Regions from separate parts of the Homo sapiens genome. Here region 1 is linked to region 2. Evidence: chromatin contacts called from ENCODE Hi-C data. All regions are on one chromosome and are shown on one strand. Each heading gives the region's core, a stretch centred on a gene start or an enhancer-like site at or near the end of the contact. The rest is flanking DNA. Distances are from core to core; before and after follow the strand shown.

What was found. Hi-C counts contacts between places; a loop is a spot of excess contacts on that map. Pooled maps may share reads with other maps.
Region 1: a loop to region 2 is called in a map of CD4-positive, alpha-beta T cell, with 6 times the contacts of the local background. The contact joins the promoter of EFCAB2-AS1 here to the promoter of FH in region 2. A Hi-C loop is called at or near these places in 2 of 168 maps with a recorded cell type or tissue (CD4-positive, alpha-beta T cell and naive thymus-derived CD4-positive, alpha-beta T cell) and 10 of 50 pooled maps.

Annotation. Positions count from the first base shown.
Region 1 is chr1:244,969,421-244,976,231 of GRCh38, reverse strand. EFCAB2-AS1 (EFCAB2 antisense RNA 1) reads left to right here and starts at 5,363. Exons shown (of 2, transcript NR_111907.1): 1 at 5,363-5,420; 2 at 6,253-6,811. DRC8 (dynein regulatory complex subunit 8) reads right to left here and starts at 6,550. Exons shown (of 8, transcript NM_032328.4): 1 at 6,189-6,550; 2 at 5,789-5,903. The coding sequence starts at 5,813. It overlaps LOC124900416, which reads left to right and starts at 5,662. Exons shown (of 4, transcript XM_054328428.1): 1 at 5,662-5,906; 2 at 5,908-5,977; 3 at 5,980-6,811. The coding sequence starts at 5,695. The coding sequence ends at 6,246. RefSeq lists an enhancer at 4,888-5,257 and silencers at 5,428-5,517, 5,528-5,887, 5,898-6,077, 6,348-6,487.
Region 2 is chr1:241,518,292-241,524,691 of GRCh38, reverse strand. FH (fumarate hydratase) reads left to right here and starts at 4,937. Exons shown (of 10, transcript NM_000143.4): 1 at 4,937-5,101. The coding sequence starts at 4,970. RefSeq lists silencers at 4,823-4,952, 4,775-5,057, 5,233-5,502 and an enhancer at 4,563-5,159.

The DNA of each region.
Region 1 (6,811 bases), core at 4,114-6,613, 3.5 Mb before region 2:
AATGCTGCGATCTAGGCTCACTGCAACCTCCATCCCCCAGGTTCAAGCAATTCTCCTGCCTCAACCTCTAGAGTAGCTGGGATAACAGGCAACCACCACCACACCCAACTAATTTTTGTATTTTTCGTAGAGAGAGCGTTTCACCATGTTGGTCAGGCTGGTCTCGAACTCCTGACCTCAGGTGATCTCCCCACCTCGGCCTCCCAAAGTGCTGGAATTACAAGCAGGAGCCACCACGCCTGGCCAACTCTTATGTTTTATGTTAAGCAGATACTAATACTTACTAATTCACTAGATACGTACCAAACACTTTCTTTCCCATTTATTCAGCATTCCTTTATTGTATTTTTTATTTATTTATTTATTTATTTTGAGACAGAGTCTCACCCTGTTACTCAGGCTGGAGTGCAGTAGTGTGATCTCAGCTCACTGCAACCTCCACCTCCTGGGTTCAAGCGATTCTCCTGCCTCAGCCTCCTGAGTAGTTGGGATTACAGGCACGCGCCACCACACTCAGCTAATTTTTTGTATTTTTAGTAGAGACAGGGTTTCACCATGTTGGCCAGGCTGGTTTTGAACTCCTGACCTCAAGTGATCCACCTGCCTGGGCCTCTCAAAGTGCTAGGATTACAGGCGTGAGCCGGCCTCAGCATTCCTTTGATGCCAGGCACTGTGGCAGGTGCTGGGGATGTAAAAATGAATAAGAAAACATTGTCCCCATTACAACATTATGAAATATTGGGGGTATAATTATCCCCACTTTACATCTGAGGAACTTGAAGCTACTTATGTTTAGCATCTCGGCTAAGATCAGATAATTAGAGCTTGGGGAAGACGGAATTCAAATTCAAGTCTTACTTCAAAGCTCAACCTTTGTACTGTCCCACAGGCTACACTCTATACTATCGACAGTTACTATGAGGCCAGGCAGGGTGGCTCATGCCTGTAATCTCAGCACTTTGGGAGGCCAAGGCAGGCAGATCACTTGAGCTCAAGAGTTCGAGCCAGGCGTGGTGGCTCACGCCTGTAATCCCAGCACTTTGGGAGGCCGAGGTGGGCGGATCACAAGGTCAGGAGATCGAGACCATCCTGGCTAATACGGTGAAACCCCATCACTACTAAAAATACAAAAAATTAGCCGGGCGTGGTGGCAGGCACCTGTAGTCCCAGCTACTCGGGAGGCTGAGGCAGGAGAATGGTGTGAACCTGGGAGGCAGAGCTTGCAGTGAGCCAAGATCGTGCCACTGCACTCCAGCCTGGGCGACAGAGCGAGACTCCATCTCAAAAAAAAAATAAAAATAAAAAAAATAAAGAGTTTGAGACCAGCGTAGCCAACACAGTGAAACCCTGTCTCTACAAATTAAAAAAATTAGTCGGGCATGGTGGCTTGCGCCTGTAGTCCCAGCTACTTGGGAGGCTGAGGTCGGGGGAATCGCTTGAGCCCAGGAGGTCGAGGCTGTAGTGAGCCGTGATGGCACCACTACATTCCAGCTTAGGCAACAGAGGTTGCACCACCACATTCCAGCCTGGGCAGCAGAGCAAGACCCTGTCTCAAAATAAAAGAAGAAAAAAAAAACAAAGACGTTATTTAAGGGAACCCTTTTTATAAAGTAATAGGCACCTGAAATTTCTGTTTTTTACTTTATATTTCCAAATGTTGGGTTTTCAAAAGAGTGGCACAATGAAGGAAATCAGAAACAAAACAACAAACCTTGTAAAACCTCTTCCATTTAGGAGGTGATAATTGAATTAGAGGCACTTTATCAAGCAATGTTATCAAAGCACGCAAAGTAACAAAGAATATTTTAATAGAAACAAAAATAGTAAATCCTAGAGTGAGCTTTTAATATCTGCAGCTTACTAAAAAGTTCTTACTTTCCAAAGCTCACTGGCTGCCAAAAGTTCAAATTTTATAACTAAGCAGTTTGTTTCCTAGACGTGAGTCTAATTACAAACAGAAGATCCTTCCAGTCCTATATAAAATTCTCTAAGAGACAGAAACAATAAGATTTAAGGAGCCAAAGAATCAACAATTGCATTGACTCTCCATTTAAACAGACAAAACAGAAGGAAAAGAAAGAACAAAACAAAAAATGTTCTGGCTGAGGAAACTTTGGAAAAATAATAAACCTTCAAAAATATTTTTTCTCATCCCGTTTCAAACATTCTTCTTTCAGTTAAAAAAGTGGTTTTAAAAATAATTTGGTTCTAAAGGTTAAACTTTTAGCTAATATAATTCTGTATAATTTTTAATCTATGAAAAAATAAATTATACTGTATGAAAGCAAAAAATGCTACAAATAAGTATAACAACTTCAACGTACATAATCTTAGAAAAAAATTTTATGAGCACAATAGCCCCTTCTAATTTAGGTAATTTTTCTTATCAATATTCTCAATACTTCTATCAAAGTTAATCTCTAAATATTGAAGAAGAGTGGATAGGATAGGTACCCTGAAACTTATTCCCCCTTTAGAACTTTTAGAAATCTCAATATTAAGGATGAACTATTTAAAACATATGTGTATTTCTACAATGAGGTTTTTTGTAGTTGTTTTTTAAAGACATGCTAGTGAATACCGTGGCACTGTGAAATAAAACGTTTTGTTGAGCCAGATGGAATAGAAGAATGTATCTTACCGGTAAAGCAGAGGGGAAAAGAGACCTAAAACGAGTTTTGTGTACTTTTAGGTATAGAATAAGTTTGGGGAAAATAGCTAGGAATGCTTTGGTTAAAATCTCATAAGCTGTCTTTGATTAATTCAAATGTTCTGAATTCAACAAATATTTATTGATTACCTACCACGTTCCAAGCACTCTGCACAACACTCAGTATTAACAGATCAGAAATGGTCCCAGATCTTTTGGAACTTAGAGGGTACTGAACACATCCTTCAAAATTATCCTTTCTTTTGTGTGATTCCACGGTCATCAAATGACTTCTGAAATACAAATTCACACTACCCGAAGCTTAGTACCCATAAAACAGTATATTATTATATTAGTATATTGCCAAAATTATTATATTAGTATATTGGCAAAATCAGCCTTCAAGTCAATGTATATACCCTTATTTAAATTAATAAATCATTCAGGTTTGCACATCAGTCTTTTATGAGTTTAGTTGAGTGAATCCTCAAAACTTAATCAATTCTGATTAATTGGTTAGACGTAATTTCTGAAAATTCAAAATACAGTAGCTGACAATCAAATATAGTAATAGACTATTTCCATAAAAAGATCTTACCACCAAAATGAGTCTCTACTTAGTTTATCCTCTAACAAAATGCCTTTATTTCATAATACCCTTCACAAACTGCAATTAGTTAATCCATAAAACTGTTAACAATAAATGAGATACAGCACATGAGTGCTTCTCGAACTTTGTTTTTTGTTTTTGTTTTTTTTTTTTTTTGAGACGGAGTCTTACTCTGTCGCCAGGCTGGAGTGCAGTGGTGTGATCTTGGCTCACTGCAGCCTCCGCCTCCCCGGTTCAAGCAATTCTCCTGTCTCAGCCTCCTGAGTAGCTGGGACTACAGGGCGTGCCACCACGCCCAGCTAATTTTTGTATTTTTAGTAGAGACGGGGTTCACCATGTTGGCCAGGATGGTCTCGATCTCTTGACCTCGTGATCCGCCCGCCTCAGCCTCCCAAAGTGCTGGGATTGCAGGCGTGAGCCACCGCGCCCGGCCTTCTCGAAAGTTAATGTACATACAAATCACCTACAAACATGTTAAAATGAAGACTGATTCATTATTAGGTCGGTGGCAGCCAGTGATGTCCAGGCTGCTGTCCACGGACTACAAGGATACACACCTAGCACAGTGGTTGGCACCCAGACTACTCAGCCCAGTTAACTATTTCCTCCCATTTGTAAATTTCTCATCTCCCTTACTCATCTCACCTTCCTTGGAAGCAAAGACAATGTCTTTCATTTTCGTATCTTTCAAAGTTCTAAGTAGAATGCCTTATCTACATAATGGCATTGAATATATGTATTCTGAATGAATGGCATCCAGCTTTTAACAGTCATTACTTCTATGAGTTATCGACAAAATTGTTTCTCTGAATTTACTTTAAATGGAAAAAAATTGTTCAAAAGCTGAAAAATCAGGAAAGCTCTCAGTTTTTAAAAAACGAGAAATACTGTATTTGTACCATACTCCAGTGCGTTTTTTCTCATGCTGACCTAACCAAGTCTTTTTTAAGAAAATAAATATCCATAATTACCTTGCTAGTTTATCTCCTAATGGCTTTTTTTTTTTTTTTTTTGGTAAAGAACAAAAATAAGCCATCCATTTTTCTGGGAAAGTTTTAAAATTATCCTTTTCTTTGTATGTAAGGGCATCTTCGTAAAGCTAATACCTACAAAATAATCCTGGCTTCTCAGATTAATATTACATAAAAATCACGGTATCCTTGTTATCAATAGAGAGATCGTTGGCAGTTTCATGTGTTTCTTCGCCGATTTTCTGTGATCACCGGAACAAGTGACTAAATATCTCAGGGTTCGTTTCTTCCCTTGTAAATATTAGCTGTTAACCTGACCACACTTGGTTCTATGCTGAGAAAAATGGTTTGAGAGGGTGTTTTGAGCACTCCAGAAAGAAAACAAAGGACGAATATTATTTTCACTTCCTACTTGTTTACCTTTACTGTTTCATGGCTTTTTGGATATTTTTGGGTGACTGCCAACTATCAAACACAATTATTTTTTAGTACCTAAGGGCATGGTAACAAAGGATCGGGTTTTAATCATACCATGAACTGAAAACAACATGAACGGTCTTGCAAATAAACGTAATCACTTTTTGGCTTCTCCGCACAGACAACACATCGATGCCTCCGAACTGGCGACCTTAAGCCTCGAAGCGCAGTCCCGCCTCTGCAGGCGGCCACCGCGCGGGGCTGGGTGGTCCCCTGGGAGAGGCCCGGCCGGCGCACAGCGGTTCCAAGATCTCAACCAGGTTTTGGTTTTTCGTCGTTATTAAAATTGCTGTTTGGGTGTGTGTCTTTTTTTTTTTTTAAGACAAGACACTAGGCCAATTGCGCGGCGCTAGCCGGCGGCGGGGCAGGCATTTCGGAGGACCGGGAAGCTCGGAGGCAGCGGCTGTGACCTCCAGACCGTCCTCCTGCGTCCTCATTAAGGAGGCAAAATGGTGGCCGCGAACGCCATCAGGCTGCGCCAGCGCGGGGTTTCGGCGCAAACAGAGGATCCCGTCAGATTCAGGCGGCCAGAACTCCTCCTCACCCAGGCCACCCCCCGGGGCCCACAGCCTGGACAGCTACGGGCGTGGCGCCTGCGGCACCGAGACCCCAGGCGAGAGTGTGGAGGCGGCGGCGGCTTCCCCGCGACCGTGAACAACGACGCCATTATCAGCACCCCCTGCCGGCGCCTCCGGCGCAGCCCGCGCAGGATGCAAGGCCCGGCCTCCGAGGGAGGGGGAAGGAGGACGGGGCGGGAGGAGGGGAAGAGGGTGAAGAGGGCGGGAGGAGAAAGAAGAAGGCGGGAGGAGGGGAGAGAGAAGAGGGAGGGAAGAGGGGAGAGAGGCGGGGCGGGGCGGGGGAGAGAGGCGGGGCGGGGCGGGGCGGAGCGGCGGGCCGGGCGGGCTACGGGGACGGGGGCAGGGCGACTGCTGCTGCCGGGTGGCCCCCTCCTCAGGCCGCCCTTTCCCTGCGGGTGGGAACTCCAGATGGACGAGGGCCCACCCCACCCGGCGCTTCCCCGTGCAGCCCGGGGTCGCGGCGGGCGGCGAGGGCAGCGGCTCCCCGGCTCCCCTACCTTACCTTCCCTGTCCTTCTCGTCCGCCATCTTGCTGCGGAGCCGGTCGCCTGGGAGATGCCTAACGATAACCTCGGCCGCGGTGTCCCGGCCTGCTCAGCGCCCCGCGGCGAGCCTGGCCTGGAGGAGGGGCCGCTCTGAATCCCGGGGGAGGAAGACCCTTGGGCGGGGCGGGGCGGGGAGGAGGCTCCGAGCGCGCGCCCTGTCCCCGTTTCGCGCCACGACCCTCGCGCTGGGGGAAGACCAGAGGCCCCGTCTGCCACCCGGCCCCCGGCCTTGTCCCTCCAGACCCGAGGCCGGAGCCGGACTTGTCCCGGGCCTAGCATGTTGCTTCATCACACGGTCCCCAACCCCTCCTTTCCCTTATTTCTCATCCATTTGGGGACAGCACGCGCGCGCACACACCCCTCGCCCCCTCCTGTCCTGTTTGTGCGACGTGGCGTTGCTCGATTTTTGTTGTTAACTGCAGATTTTGAAAAGCGCCGGAGAGCTAGGTGAAGAGCTGGGCTCCCAAGGGGGTGATAGAACCAGCCCGCGGCCCGGCCTCCTCCTCCCGCTTCCCATTCGCAGCCCGCCTCCCGCCGGGAAGCGGCCCGGCTGCTGCAGAACGGCCGCGCCTGCCCTCCCGGTTTCTCCCGTCCAGTCTTCACCGTCCTTTCCCAGAGAAAGCGACAGCACAGCCTATGACAACCGAAGCTAAAACGGAAAAACTGGGCCGGGCGCAAGAGGAAACCAGAGCCATTCGACTATTGCTAGAGGAGAGGAATAGCTGCAGGAAAACATGCGCAAAATAGCACAAACATTGCGTCGTCAAGGCTGCAATGTCTAATACAAAATAGAAGGTTCTCATAGCAACAAAAACGTGCCCATGTTGTGCTCAGTATTACATGCGTTAAAATGTTCTTAGTTGTGAAATTTGACATGACCGCTAGTTAAAGTTACAATGGAAGTTTTAAATCCCGCTTTCCGAAAACTTTGCAGCTATAGCATGAAGTTAAATTTTTGTCTTATTTTCTGGATAAGTTTAC
Region 2 (6,400 bases), core at 3,688-6,187:
AAAAATAAGTTTGGCACCATCAGTATATCAACATAAAGATGGTACTGAAAATCATGGGAATGAAGATTTCACCTATGGAAAGATAACTGATTGAGAAGATAGTTAAGAAAGGGAATAGCATGCATAATTCAATAACATTTACATAAAAATTTAAACTGCACAAAACAACTGTACAAATTTTACAAGAATACATCTAAACAAAAGGATACAAAATAAACACATTATAATAGTTTTCTAGGGGTTTGAAAGGAGAAAGGGTATAGGAGAATAAGAAGCTAAGTGAAGCTAAGCTATGAGGACTCAAAGTCATAAGAACCATATAATGGACTTTGGGGACTCAGGGGGAAGGATGGGAGGGGGTGAAGGATGAAAAACTTAAACATTGGGTACAGTGTACACTGCTTAGGTGATGGGTGCAACAAAATCTCAGAAATCACCACTAAAAAACTTATCCATGTAGTCAAAAGCCACCTGTTTCCCCAAAACTATTGAAATCAAAAAAGAGAGTAAAAATATGAATAGAAAATAGGAATAGAAATGAAATATTTAAATAAAATAAGAATGGATCTTATACTCCATAACATGTCATAAGGTCAGTGTATTTACTCAACACTCTGTACCTGAGGTCCCACTATATTTTTAAAAATGAATTAAAGAGGAAAGACTATTTAGGAGTGAGCCCTGAGGCCCTTCCCTATTTATAAGTGAAAATCTGTCAAAGAACAGTGTGAAGGAATAGGTAGTGAAACAAAGTGGAAGTTTGGGAGAGGGAAATACGGAGACTTTGATATTTCAAAGAGCGAGAAAGAGGTATTTCCAAGGAGAAGGGGTGTCAATTGTGTCAATGCTGCTGCAAACATAGGAAACTAATTGTTCATTGTATTTGCACCTTGCAGGTCACTGGTGACCCTGGAAAGGGCAGTATGAATGGAGTGACATGTACTGAAGGCAGATTGTAATAGGATGAAGAAAGAATGAGAAGTGAAGTGAAGATGGTGATCAAATATGTCCTGGAAATGAGGAGGGAGTTGAAGTGGGATGCAAAGTCAGAGCAGCTTTTGTTTGTTTTTAACATGAGAGCTGAGACAGCAAAGTTACAGTATTAACTTATTCTATGGGTCAATTAAGAGAAATAACCAGACAAAGTAAGAAAAAGAGTGGGTAGTGTCTCTGAGGGGTAATGGAATCCAGCACATTGAGGAATTGAAGTTTTTCTGGAGAATGGAGAGAGAGGTTGGTTAACTTTCTGAGTTGGTAATTTTAGTGTTTTGCAAAGTTTCTGTACGTGCACTTAGTCTTAGGAATAAAAAAGTTCTGCAAGACATCCAACCTAAACAGTCATCACCCTTGCTACCTCTCCGCCACTTATCCTTGCACAGAGGCATCCCTTCCAGTTCCTGGGTATATACTTCCACATCTCTAAAGATTACCTCTTGGTTTTTATTTCTGTCTGTCCAGTTTATGGTTTTAGGTATTAGATCATGACTTCTCACTACTGAAGACGAAGATTAATGTTTTTTTTTTCACCGTGTCTGAATCTCTCCAAACTTCTACATTCTTTCCATCTCCCCATCCTTTCAGTATAGTTACATCAACATTTCAGTTAGATCAATATTCAACGTTTGATTTATTATAACTATGGCCATTCAAATTTGATAATGATTATTTTCCCTTTTCTGCAAAATACAACTATCTTTATTTGTCAGTTTAATAACTGTCATGCTTTTTCCCTTTGGTTACTTTTCTAAGACTTATAAATGTAACCCTCAAACTCTCCCCCAATCAGCTAAATTCCTTCTCAGTATATTCAAGGCATTAGCAATTTTATCTTTTTGAGTAAATCTATTCCAGAGGCTGTGACCTGCTTCCATCTGAGATGGTTGCTCTCTAAGGTAAGTGCACAGCTGTCATAGCCTCCTCCAGGCAATATGCCACATCTGTCTCTTGTGTCGAAGACCCTATTTTCTAAGTCCATAATTTCCTCTTCCTTTGTTTACTCCTAGTTACGGTGGAGCACTTACTTGAGGCGTTTTCTTGAAAAGTGTAGATAAGAAGTAAATTTTTTGACATCTTGATCATGTGAAAACATTTTAATTCTCTTCACACACTTGATTTCTCTGGGTATAGAATATAAAGTTGGAAATAATTTTCCGTTAACAATTTGAAGACATCATTCAACTGCTGTCTGGCTTCCGATATTGTTGTTGTGAAGTCTAAGGATTTCTAATCCTTTGCTTATTTATTTTTCTCTCTGAAAGATTCCAGTCTCTTCTCTTTGCCCTTGGTATTCTAACATTTCTTGTTGACATAACTCATTCTGGCTAGTTCATATCTGCTAGTTCTACAATATATTTTTCTGAATTTATTTTTTTAAGGTTTATTCCATTTTTTCCTAATGTTTCCCCTACATTATTCACATGTTGGACATACTGAACTGTTTCTCTAATTTTATTTACTTCTTTTATTTTCCTTCTCTTTGAATATTTGCTCTACTTTCTGGGAGACTTTTATGGGTGTATCTTGCAAATTTTCTGTTAAGCTTCCTCTAGGAAACCCACTGGTAATCTCCCAGGCTGGGAGGTATCCTAAATTAGAATTTGCAAAAGTCTTTAGTTTGAATAAGGAGAACATTTTGATTGATACAATTTGAACCTCGCAATCAATTTTGTCAGCCAGGTGTTGAGATTTAGAACACAGGCAAGAGAAAACCATTGCACTTTTCCCTTGTCCCTCAGCAGGACACCAATCACATCCCCTACCTTAAACAGAAAGCAAAGTAAAACAAACAAGAACAAACCAGGCAAGCATCAACAAGAAGAAAGCAGGTCAATATTATTATCAGACAAGTCCAAAGTTAAAAAAAAAAAACCCAAACTCTAAGCAAAGTAAAAACATTATTTCAAATAGATAACATAAGTCATTCTAAAATGAAGATATCTAGCCTTTATTAAAGGCTTTATGTACGTTTTATTACGAATTAATAAAAATAAATTAGCTAAGTTAATATTTCCTAAATTTTAGTCATTTATATAGCATCTTCATATTATACTGAATATTTTACTTCAAATAAAATGAATAATTAAAAATGGAACTTCATATTACTACTGCAGATAGAAAATCAGTTTCACTAATAAATCGAAGTAAAACACACAAATAAATATGTGGATGTTCCTGGGCATCAATTTTTCTCTTCTATGTACAGGAATAATAATAGGACCTATCTCATAGGGTTGTTTTTGAGTGTTCCAAGAATTAATACATATAAAGTGCTTTGAAAAATTCTAGAACATAATATGTGTCATAGGTAATTTTTAAAAGGGATTAAAATAACCTATTTATAAAAAGGCTATTAATTTGGGTTTTGAAAAGTTAAACTGTATGGTAGAAATAAGAGACATGCTCGAAACAAAAATGAAACAAAAAATAAAATAAAATGAGAAATATACAGCAGGCAAATAATAGCCAATATGAAATTGGTAGAGAAATATCAATATTAAAAAAAGTTTAAAAGGACAAGCAACAATAACAATAAAGAGGGGCACCACACAATGAAGAAAGAGATGATCTATGAAGAAATGATAAACATATGTTCATTAAATAATTTTGTGTAATAGCAAAGAAAAATGTTCTTTATTAAGAAACTGGATAAATAAAATATTTCATATTCATGTGATCCAATATGATTAATTTTAAAAGATCATGGCTATATCTTAAAAGCATAGAGTTCAATTATGCAACAGTAAAACTTTAAAGTAAAATATTAAAACCATTGTTTGTATATTAGTGTATGAAGCAAAAAATACACAGAACTGAAAGGATGCATCAAAATAATGATATACACAATAATGATACCTGCTGGGAAGGAGGAGAACAAAAACAAAACGTCATTCCATTATTAGCAATGTTTTAAAGAATTTGCATTCAGTTTTCTAGTGTGTTTTGATTGTAGTTCAACTATTACAATCTCATTTGAATTTTTATATTTTAAATATGTGTCAAATTTATAAGTCACAAAATAACATAATGTTACCAAAAGGTTTGGCAAGTTTGTAAGTTTGACTCATAAATTTGGCTTTGCAGGTTCTGGACTTTTGATTTTAAGAACATCCGATCGCTCTCTCTTTACTGTCATCTGGTTCCAAGCAATAGAAAAGAGAAAAGATAAAACTGTGGTTCAGATGCAATTTTATATCAATTCCTGCTTTTCTGTAATCAACTATTATATTAAAACAATATGCCTTTAATTTGAAAATGTATAAATTAGCTATGCAAAAAACTGGGAGAACGATATACAAATAATAAAAATTCCGAGGTTCCCTATAATTGTGTACGTCTTCCACAATACATTAAAAAAAAAAAAAGAGTTCTGAGGGTATAGGCTAAGAAGAGAAAGGAAACGGTAGCGATCTCAAAATGATAAGTTAAAAGAAATAAGTAAGTAGCTTATTTTTCAGTTGTGGGATTATGAATAATTACTATTTCATTATCTACACTTTGCTGCACTTCCCAAAATTTCTACACAGAAGATACAATCTGGAAGAAATGAAGAAAGATTTCAGTAGTAAGAACGTGTAATGAGTGATTACATGATAAATAAAACAATAAATATTTCTTTCTAGGATATTTCACCAACCAAACACGACCTGATTCACCAACTAATACTCCCGCCTTCTAACAGCCACACGTAAAAATCAGACCGGCTCCAAGAATAACCTGAGCCTCCTTTCCCATAATTCCCTTCTTTCTAGTTTCCCATGAATCCGAAGGCCTTACACCCCACACTACTACTAGAAAGTTAACCCGCCCCCTCATTCTTTACTGGTCATTCACGATTGGTCCTGCCCCACCTGTCGGTGTGAGGCTGTTGATTGGATAAGAGCGGAGGCCGGTGGGCGGAACGGTTTCTGACAACCGGCGTGGAGGCGTGGCCACAGCCGCCCAGAAATTCTACCCAAGCTCCCTCAGCACCATGTACCGAGCACTTCGGCTCCTCGCGCGCTCGCGTCCCCTCGTGCGGGCTCCAGCCGCAGCCTTAGCTTCGGCTCCCGGCTTGGGTGGCGCGGCCGTGCCCTCGTTTTGGCCTCCGAACGCGGCTCGAATGGTGAGCGCAGGCCGCCATCCCCCGGCCTCCCCGCAGTGACCTTCAGCCCTCCTGCCTGCCGGCCTGGGCGCCCGCGACTTGGCGGGAGAGATTCCCCGGGCGTCCGGGCCGCGCCAGACTCTGGGCTTAGCGCCCGTGCCGGCGTGGCGGGCCTCCCGGCCTCGGGACGCCTCTTCCGGCGCAGGGATGGAGCCGCAGCCCGGGAGAGCGCTTGGGGAGGGACGGGGGCTGTCAGAGAGGGTCCTACTGGGCCCGCTCCCGGCGCCTCCTCGGAGCCGTCCGTGGCGGGCCGAGGCCGGGGCGTTTTGAGGTAACTTCGCTGCTGCTGGCGCGCAGGCCCCCAGCCCCGGGGCGCTGCCCTCAAGGACAGTGCCGGCGTGGGCGGAGGGTGCTGGGAGAGGGGCAGCTCCCGCACCGTCCTGCCCCATAGCTGGGCCTTGCTGGCCGGACACTGGCCGCCTGTGCATCTAGTGGTTTCTGAACTGTGGTTTGTTTCGCCAAGGGGCACTGCACTGCTTTCAGGCCCTCCAGGTGGGGTAGAAGGTTCTTCGAAGATTTTACTTCCTTTGAAATTGCATGCTCAGTTTGTTAGGCTGACTATGGTTTCCCCCGTAATTGTTGTAAAACTCTTCAATTCCGAATACCGCGGGCATAGTGTTCTGAAGCATGTTTGAGCAGATTGGCTAGGAGCTGAATCGGTACTTTTTATTCAGAAAGCCAGCTAAGAACTTAAAGATCCAAGTTCAGGTTATGACATGCTTACGTAAGTCATTTTGCTCTTTAGAGTGTCATCTTTAGGAATGCAGGCTTTTAAAAAGCTTTAAATACATATGTATATTGTTAGGAAACGTTTGAGAAATGATAGTTGAAGAGTTACAGTTCTGCACTGGTGTAGCATGAGGTTTGCAATCTAAGAGATGTGATTTCAAATCCGTATGCAAAGTTGAAATACTTACAGCTACTCAGCAAAACTGCACATGTGAAAATACCATGTAGCGAGTGCTCATTAAATAAGTGCCCCATCTAGGGTATTTCAAAGGGCCAGTACTTTTTCTGGACTCTAAACTTCAAGATAATTTGATTGGGTCACTATACCTACGATATACAACTATACTACAGAATCAGAGATGTTTTGTATTCCTCGAACTCCCTGCTCGAATAATTTTAGGGCATTTTAAAACCTTTACATATTTTTAAATTTATTTATTGTTTATTTAGTGTTTTGTAAAGGGAAGCAGACTGGAGAACTTCTGAATCTATCCTGTTGATGCAAATGTCAAAAAATAGCAGCACTACTTT